2 separate regions of the Homo sapiens genome follow, and region 2 is linked to region 1. Evidence: chromatin contacts called from ENCODE Hi-C or POLR2A ChIA-PET data. All regions are on one chromosome and are shown on one strand. The core of a region is the stretch at or near the end of the contact, and the rest is flanking DNA. Distances in the headings are between cores, read along the strand shown.

What was found. Hi-C counts contacts between places; a loop is a spot of excess contacts on that map. ChIA-PET counts read pairs that join two places held with the same protein, here RNA polymerase II (POLR2A). Pooled maps may share reads with other maps.
Region 2: a loop to region 1 is called in a map of B cell, with 2.4 times the contacts of the local background. The contact joins the enhancer-like site here to the promoter of CCS in region 1. A Hi-C loop is called at or near these places in 3 of 168 maps with a recorded cell type or tissue (B cell, CD8-positive, alpha-beta T cell and endothelial cell of umbilical vein), 1 of 37 single-sample maps with no recorded cell type and 2 of 50 pooled maps. POLR2A ChIA-PET finds 5 or more read pairs at or near these places in 23 of 52 experiments (A549, AG04450, B cell and 18 more).

The regions. Positions count from the first base shown.
Region 1 is chr11:66,590,150-66,594,440 of GRCh38, forward strand. It overlaps CCS (copper chaperone for superoxide dismutase), which reads left to right and starts at 3,036. Exons shown (of 8, transcript NM_005125.2): 1 at 3,036-3,151; 2 at 3,493-3,565. The coding sequence starts at 3,113. It overlaps CCDC87 (coiled-coil domain containing 87), which reads right to left and starts at 2,914. Exons shown (of 1, transcript NM_018219.3): 1 at 27-2,914. The coding sequence starts at 2,866. The coding sequence ends at 317. RefSeq lists enhancers at 1,700-2,289, 2,290-2,878, 2,441-2,500, 2,671-2,780, 2,811-2,900.
Region 2 is chr11:66,656,585-66,660,914 of GRCh38, forward strand. It overlaps a transcript of RBM4 not described here. Among named protein-coding and RNA genes, the nearest start is that of RBM4B, 19 kb to the right of the region's middle. Within about 2 kb of position 2,552, at least 2 of the 41 ENCODE cell types and tissues checked have a DNase peak (open chromatin) inside an H3K27ac peak, as active enhancers do; they include B cell, where a contact is called at or near this core.

The DNA.
Region 1 (4,291 bases), core at 1,786-4,285:
TACAATTAACTCCAAGGTCTCAGTTCTTTTGATATAGGAGATTTGGCTTGTATTGTGCAAGGCTTGACATAATGGGACTACTAGGCTTGGGGATTCTTTCATGAGAATTTCACTAAGAAAACAATAGTTTTAGTCTCAATCCCTTCATAGTTGGAAGCATAATGTTCCTGAACCCTCCACTCCCAGATATAGACAAATATTTCTTCTTCCAAAGCAGTAAAGAGGTCTAGATGAGCTGCTGGCCATTTAGGGGTGAGGGAGGCATTTGAGGGCACTGGGCCTGGTCAAGGAGTAATAGGGGTATTCCCAGGAGCTACTAAAGGCTGGCTGCTGAGCTCCTGAACAGGGTTGACTGGTGGGGATCCTTCAGGGCCGAGACCAGGTGGCGAACCCGCCGCTGCTGTTGCAGCCAATAGAGCATCTCCACTTTGTCACTCTTCATCTTGTCCAGGTAGGGCCGCCCCTTGAAGATCACTGGCTCGCCAAAGATTAACTCTATCTCCTCCAGGAGGGAAACCAAAGAAGACTCCATTAAGTTGAGCTTCCTGTGGAGATGGCTTCGGACCTGATTCTCCTCCAGGAAGTGACTGGAGCTCAAGTTGGTCTTTTTGAAGAAGCGGTTGGGATTGGAAGCTTGTCCCTCAAACCACTCTAGTCTCGCCAGCAATGCCTCCCGCAGCTGAATGGGCTTCAGGGCCCGCTCCCAGGCATTCACCAATGAAGGCAGCTGCCTCAGGCGGGCTTTGGAGCTATATTTAATGGTCATGTCCACCTGGTCCTTGTCAGGGACCTCAAGCACAGACCACAGTTGTTCCAGATGCTTCTGCAGGCTCAGAATTTTGTGGGGTTCTCCCAGGTGGGGTGTCTTCCCAGCTCCTAGCCTGTGCTCTAGCACAGTGTTCCAATCCCACTCTCCTGGCACAAAGTCTGGTTCTTCATCTTCTAGCAATGGGGGAGGGTGCTGAATCTCTAGGGACTCTCTGGCAGGGGCCACAATCTCCACAGGAACCTCTTCTTCATGCATTTGAAAGATGACATGAAGGAAATCTGTTTCATGGTTGGTGAGGTACTTGAAGTAGTCATCCACAGACAAGGTGGTTTTCCATGAGTTCATCAAGGAGGCCTTGTTTGACCACTTCTCCCAGCTTTTGGTAGCTTGGAGTGATGGGAGGGAGGGCATCTTCTTAGTATTGGACTGTAAAGTGTTTGCTCTCTGGGAGTAAAGTCCAACCAGCTCAGGGTTGATGATTTGAGGCTGTTTTTCTTGACGTAGAAAGGCTGAGGACAGGAAGGTCGACCAGTCTTTATCTGCTGCAGGCTCAACTAGGGGCCCTTGATCAAAATGTAAGTGGTCAGAAGAGACATGGCTCATCAACTCCTTGTAGACCTCCCTGGTAGTACTGCCAACAAAGTTATCAATATCCATTTTTTCAATGGCTTTGGGATCCAGTTCACCAGCCAGATGGTTATACAGGGCTCCGGCCCCCTCAATGTGGAAAGAGTCTAAGAAGTTTCTATCAGAGACCCGTACGGCAGCCGCCTGGACCACGACCTCATTTCTAAGCTTCAAAGTAATGGTCACTGGCTGTGGGTGAAGTGGAAAGGATTTGGGGGGCTGGGGGTCCCACTGCCCAGAGGCTTCTTCCTCCTGGAGGTTCCTCAACATCTTCTCCAGCTCCTCCAGGCGATGCCCTGCAGCTGGGTGACGGGTCACAACCCCCAGGAGAGGAGGCAGGCCTGAGTCCAGTGGTGGGTAGCGAGTCCCCTCCAACTTCATCTTCTTTATCAACTGCTTCAGATCCTCAGCCACGATGAGCCCAGTCAGCTCTGGTTTGCTCTCTGTAGCCAAGACCAGCGGGGTTAAGGGGCGAGATGGGAGTGGAGGAAGGCCCAACTCATCTGCCAGCCTCCAGCCCTCACGCAGGGAGGGCATGGATTGGCCTCTCCGGAGCTCAGGGCAGAAAGGCGAGGGGGAAGCCCTGCTGGTGGGGGCCACAGGATAGCTGGGCAGCGACACCATCTGTGAGGAACTGATGTCGATTTCTCTCTTCTTTCCTATGGAGGGCAGCCAGTGGAAAGGCTTTTTCCTCTTCAACCGAGGGATGGACTTCAATTCCTTCACTGGATCCATCCTTCCTGGCTCATTGAGAAACTCTGGTGGACGGCTGAGTTGGATGAGGTAGTTCAGGTTGAGGTTAGAGCACTGCACTTGGGCGAAGCCAGTGCTGTGAGGCCAGGGGATAGGGCACAGCTTGAACGTCCCAGCGGGGCAGACAGGGTGCAGCTTGTCCACATCCCCAGAGGCCTGCTCTGCCCTCAGCAGGGCCTGGAAGTCGGCAAGCAGGCCACGGTAGACGTTGGGACTAGTAAGGAAGAGTGTGCAGTCCCTGGCGAGGCTGGCGGCCAACCGGGTGAGGGTGGCTGATTCAGTGAAGACCCCCCTGGGAGTCGACATGGTCACCAGCAGGTGCAGGTAGCGCAAGAAGAGCTGCTCGCTGCTCAGCAGCACGTAGGCCTCGAGCCGCTTCCGCAGCTTCTGGTTGTTTTTGTGGCTCAGACTAAGTTCGGCGGGCGGCTCCCGCCAGCTGCACTTCAGCTCGTCCAGGATGACCTTGATGAGACGTAGTCGGGCCTCAGGAGGCACTCCCGCTGCTATCCCGCTGCCGGCCAGCAGCTTGGCCACCTGGCTGCACAGCGACGCCACCGTCAGCTTCGCCAGAGGGAAGGACTGCAGAATCCGGCCCTCCTGCGGGGGGCGCTTCTGAGGCTCTGGGGACGTCGTCCTAGTGGGGAAGAGCGACAGCGGACGCAGCAGCCGGTGGTAAAACCGCTGGAGCTCAGGCTCGGGCTTCGGGGGCTCCATCATAGAGCCGGCGGCCGCCACCGTCCAGGAACAGAAAGCCGAGGGGTTACTAAGGCAACCAGGAGCCCGACGGCCCGAGTGCGCCTGCGCGGCCGCCACCCGGTGGCTGACGAAGCAGGGCCTTGCGTGCGCACGCACTAGGAGGAGGAGTTAAGGGTGGCTTTAGAGGCTCAGTCCCCGCGACGCCGCGCTGGTTGGTGCTCCTGCGCCGGAGGAGTTCTGCGTCTCGGGGTGGTGACTGGGTCCAGAATGGCTTCGGATTCGGGGAACCAGGGGACCCTCTGCACGGTGAGGGTCGAGGCTTCGTGTGGAGCCTCGCCGGGCAGAGAGCCTCGGCCCCTGGGATGATCGTTACCTTGGGAAGAGGAGAAGGAGTGGGCACTTGGGTTGGGGCCTGGGGCCATGGGATGAAACTAGGGTGCGAGGGTAGCAGGGGCCCTGCGTGAGTGTTGGGGGGTGACTCCCATGGTCCTGGAATGGTCATGAGAGATCATGAAGAAGGTGCTTGAAGAGGGGTTAAGTGGGGCTTGTTCCCAGACCCTTGCGGTGGTCATAGGGTAGGTGGTGAAACAAAGTCATACCAAGGCACTTCCCCAGCGATCATCGGTTGGTCCCTGCCGCCCTTGCAGTTGGAGTTCGCGGTGCAGATGACCTGTCAGAGCTGTGTGGACGCGGTGCGCAAATCCCTGCAAGGGGTGGCAGGTAAGAACAGGGTAAACTTTTCTGCAGACAGTCCAGAAGCCTCTGGGAGGGACCAGGCGAATCTATTAGGCGAACCCTACTCCCATTTTACAGATGCAGAAAGTGAACCCCAGAGAGTGAAAGGCATGTTCTCAGAGTTACACACAGACCTGGAGGCAGAGCCTAGAGTACAGCTGTCCAGCTTGCCCTGACAGATTCTAACTGCCTGTCTTGTTGTCCTGAACCTCAGGTGCCCCAGAGACTGAGGAGCTAGGCTGAGGGAGTTCCTGGGAAAACAGGCAGTTTTTGCTTGGGAAACAACATAATCTTGACAAAGCAAACAGCAGCTCAGGCCCTATACCATCCTGGGTAGCTTTCTATACCACTGGGTGTGGTGGCTCATGCCTGTAATCCCAGCACTTTGGGAGGCCGAGGTGGGTGGATCACCAGGTCAGGAGATCGAGACCATCCTGGCTAACACAGTTAAATCCTGTCTCTACTAAAAAATACAAAAAATTAGCCGGGCGTGGTGGTGGGCGCCTGTAGTCCCAGCTACTTGGGAGGCAGAGGCAGGAGAATGGCGTGAACCCGGGAGGCGGAGCTTGCAGTTAGCCGAGATCGCGCCACTGCACTCTAGCCTGGGCAACAGAGTGAGACTCCGTCTCAAAAAAATAATAATAATAAATAAAAGGCCAGCTGGTCTGGAGGTGACCTGGCACAATGAGAAAGATCTGGAAAGGTAGAGCC
Region 2 (4,330 bases), core at 1,302-3,801, 66 kb after region 1:
TATTTTCAAACAATAAAATATACCAATTTTGAAAACAATTTGACACATTGTGACAATGTACTTTTTTGGGGGGCCTTTTGTTTTGTTTTTTAAAAAGATGGTGTCTCACTCTATTGCCCAGGCTGGAGTGCAGTGACATGATCTCGGTTCACTGCAATCTCCACCTCCCGGGTTCAAGCGATTTTTGTGCCTCAGCCTTTTGAGTAACTGGGATTATAGATGCATGCCACCATGTCCAGCTAATTTTTATATTTTTAGCAGAGACGGAGTTTCACCATGTTGGCCAGGCTGGTCTTGAACTCCTGACCTTAGGTGATCCACCACCTTGGCCGCCCAAAGTGCTGGGATTATAGGCACAGTCGTGAGCCACCATGCCCAGTTTGACAATGTACTGGTAATTTTGGTAACTGATGGTTACAATCTTGTTCCCATTGTTGCAATCAAAATACAGAACATTTTTGTCAGCCAAAAAGCCCTTGTGCCCCTTTGTAGTTAATCCTCAGCCCCTGATCAATTTTTTAGTCTTTTTTTTTTTTTTTTTTTTTTTTTAGGTGCGGTCTTGCTCTGTTGCCTAGGCTGGAGTACAGTGGTATGAGTATGGCTCAATGCAGCCTCAACCTTCTGAGCTGAAGCGGTCTTCCCATCTCAACCTTCCAAGTAGCTGGAACTACAGAGGTATGCACCATTGCACCTGGCTAATTTATTTTTTATTTTTATCTTTTGGTAGAGATGGGGTCTCCCTATGTTGCCCAGGCTGGTTAGGAACTCCTGGCTCAAGCTATACTCTTGTCTCAGCCTTCCAGACTACTAAGATTAGGCCGGGCGCGGTGGCTCACACCTGTAATCCCGGCACTTTGGGAGGCCGAGGGGGTGGATCACTTGAGGTCAGGAGCTCGAGAGCAGCCTGGCCGACATGATGAAACCCCGTCTCTACTAAAAATGTAAAATATTAGCCAGTTGTCGTGGTGCGCACCTGTAGTCCCAGCTACTTGGGAGGCTGAGGCAGAAGAATCACTTGAACCCGGGAGGTGGAGGGTGCAGTGAGATGAGATAGCGCCACTGCACTCTAGCCTGGGCGACAGAGCAAGATTCCATCTCAAAAAAAAAAAAAAAAAAAAAAAAAATTATAGGCATGAGCCACCTCGCCTGCCCCCTCCCCCACCTTTTTTTTGAGACAGGGTCTTCCTATGTCACCCAGGCTGGAGTGCCGTGTTCAACCTCCACCTCCTCCCGGGCTCAAGCAATTCTCTCACCTCAGCCTCCCGAGTAGCTGGGACCACTGGCGCATGCCAGCATGCCCAACTAATTTCTGTATTTTGTAGTTGTGGTTTTGCCATGTTGCCCAGGCTGGTCTTGAACTCCTGAGCTCTAGCCATTTGCCTGCCTCAGCCTCCCAAAGTGCTGGGATTACAGGCGTGAGCCACCTAGTCTGACCCTTTTTTAAAATTTTTTTTTTTTGAGATGGAGTTTTGCTCTTGTTGCCCAGGCTGCTGGAGTGCAACGGCACGATCTCGGCTCAGTGCAACCTCTGCCTCCTGGATTCAAGCGATTCTGCTGCCTCAGCCTCCCTAGTAGCTGGGATTACAGGCATGCACCACCACGCCCGTCTAATTTTGTATTTTTAGTAGAGATGGGGTTTCTCCGTGGTGGTCAGGTTGGTTTTGAACTCCCGACCTCAGGTAATCCGCCTGCCTCGGCCTCCCAAAATGCTGGGATTACAGGCGTGAGCCACTGTGCCTGGCCTAGTCTGACCTTTTTTTTTTTTTTTTTTTTTTTTTCGTTTTGTTTTAAATGGGCAACTAGAATAGGCTCAGAGATTCCCTGAAATCATTGTTAATTGTCACAATTTAGGGGGTTTCTCCCGCCAGGGATGTGGCTAAACATCCTCCAATGCACAGGAGGGGCACCTTTCCCAGTTATCACTAGTGCCAAGTTTGAAATCCTCTTCAAGACTTCATTCATTGCTTTGGCTTTGTATACCATATGGAGTTGTGCTGTTCAGTGTGGTAGCCAGAGACATATACAGTGCTGCGAGTACCAAATACCTATGGGATTTAAAAAATTAATATAAGCCAGGCGCAGTGGCTCACGCCTGTAATCCCAGCACTTTGGGAGGCCAAGGTGGGCAGATCACTTGATGTCAGGAGTTTGAGACCAGCCTGGCCAAGGTGGTGAAACCCCATCTCTACTAAAAATACAAAACTTAGCCAGGCGTGGTGGCACGTGCCTGTAGTCCCAGCTTCTTGGGAGGCTGAGACAGGAGAATTGCTTGTACCTGGGAGGCGGAGGTTCTATTGAGCCAAGATTGGGCCACGGCACTCTAGCCTGGGCAACAGAGCAAGAGTGTCTCTCAAAAAAAAAAAATATATATATATATATATTCAGTTTTTAATGCTCATTATATGTTGAAATGGTCATTTTTTTGCACATATTGGGTAAAAATACATTAAAATTTTTTTTTTTCCTAACCACCAGACTATCTGGGGAAAATAAAATTAATACAATTTAATTTCACCTGTTTCAGTTCCCTATGTGGTTTGCATTTGTGGCTCACATTGTATTTCTGTTATGTAACACTGATCCAGGTGCTAAAGACTCTTGATATCTCCAGTTTGAAACCTCTCTTCTGTGCTCAAGATTCAGGGATCTGGACACCTAGCTGACATTTCTTCTTGGTTCTTTTTTTTTTTTTTTTTTTTTTTTTGAGATGGAGTCTCACTCTGTTGCCCAGGCTGTAGTGCAGTGGCGCGATCTCGGCTCACTGCAAGCTCCGCCCCCCGGATTCAAGTGATTCTTCTGCCTCAGTCTCCTGAGTAGCTAGGACTACAGGCACGTGCCACTACACCTGGCTAATTTTTGTATCTTTAGATACAAAATTTAGAGACGGGATTTCACCATATTGGCCAGGCTGGTCTCGAACTACCGACCTCGGGTTCTGCCCGCCTTGGCCTCCCAACTTGCTGGGATTACAGGCATGAGCTACTGCACCTGGCTGGTTGTCTTAATACACCTCAAACTTGGTATATCTGAGATAGAGCTCCTGAGACTCCCCACTCTAAAATCATTTCTCCTTCAGTCTTCCTTATCCCATTCTCTCTTTCAGCCAGATTGCTGGTAGTCATTCTTACGCCCTCCCCAACCATTAGCAGCTCTTGATCATGTTTATATCACATGTTGCCTCTTTTCTCCATGTCTTTGCCACAGCCATAGTCTAGACCATGCTATCCTCTCCCACCAAGATGACTACAGTGACCTCCAGGTCCATCTTTTTCTTACCCTTGGGTCTTCAAAGTATTCTCCATTTAATAGCCAGAATGTTCTTGTGAAATGTATGTAAATCAGATGTTTCTTTCGTTACTTAGAACCTTTCAGCAACTTCCCCTTTTATCTAAAGTAAAATGCCCAATCCCTTAGTTTGAACGTGCCTTTCCTCTGTCACACTTTATTATCTCAGGCCCTTTTCCCTGCTTATCTATCCTTTTCTGACCATACTGACTCTCCTTTCAGATCCTTGTATACACTGAGCTCTTTCCTGCCTCAGGGCCTTTTTTTTTTTTTTTTTTTTAAATCTGAAGGGACCTTTCTCTTTACTGCTTTAGAGCTAACTTAACTTCAGGTCTTAGCTTCAGGATCAAGTATTGGAATGCCCTCCCAAACCACCTGTAGCTTAGTAGATATGTCCTCCCATTATTCCCTGCCATTGGACCCATTTTGTGTAATTTGTGGTACTTATCACAATTTCTTTTTTTTTGAGATGGGAGTCTCTCTTTTTTTTTTTTTTTTTTTGAGACAGAGTCTTGCTCTGCAACCAGGCTGGAGTGCAGTGGCACGATCTTGGCTCACTACAACCTTTGCCTCCTGGGTTCAAGTGATTCTCCTACTTCAGCCTACTGAATAGCTGGAATTACAGGCTTCTGCCTAATTTTTTTGTAGTTTTAGTAGAGACAGGGTTTCGCCATGTTGTCCTGGCTGGTCTCAAACTCCAGACCTCAGGTGATCCTTCTACCTCGGCTCCCAAAGTGCTGGGATTACAGGTGTAGGTAGGCCACTGCACCCGACCTAAACTTTTTTTTTTTTTTTTTAATTTGAGATGGAGTCTTGCTCTGTCGCCCAGGCTGGAGTGCAGTGGTGCGATCTCAGCTCACTGCAAGCTCTGCCTCCCGGGTTCACGCCATTCTTCTGCCTCAGCCTCCCGAGTAGCTGGGACTACAGGCATGTGCCACCATACCTGGCTAATTTTTTTTGTATTTTTAGTAGAGGCAGGGTTTCACCATGTTAGCCAGGATGGTCTCGATCTCCTGACCTCGTGATCCACCCGACTCGGCCTCCC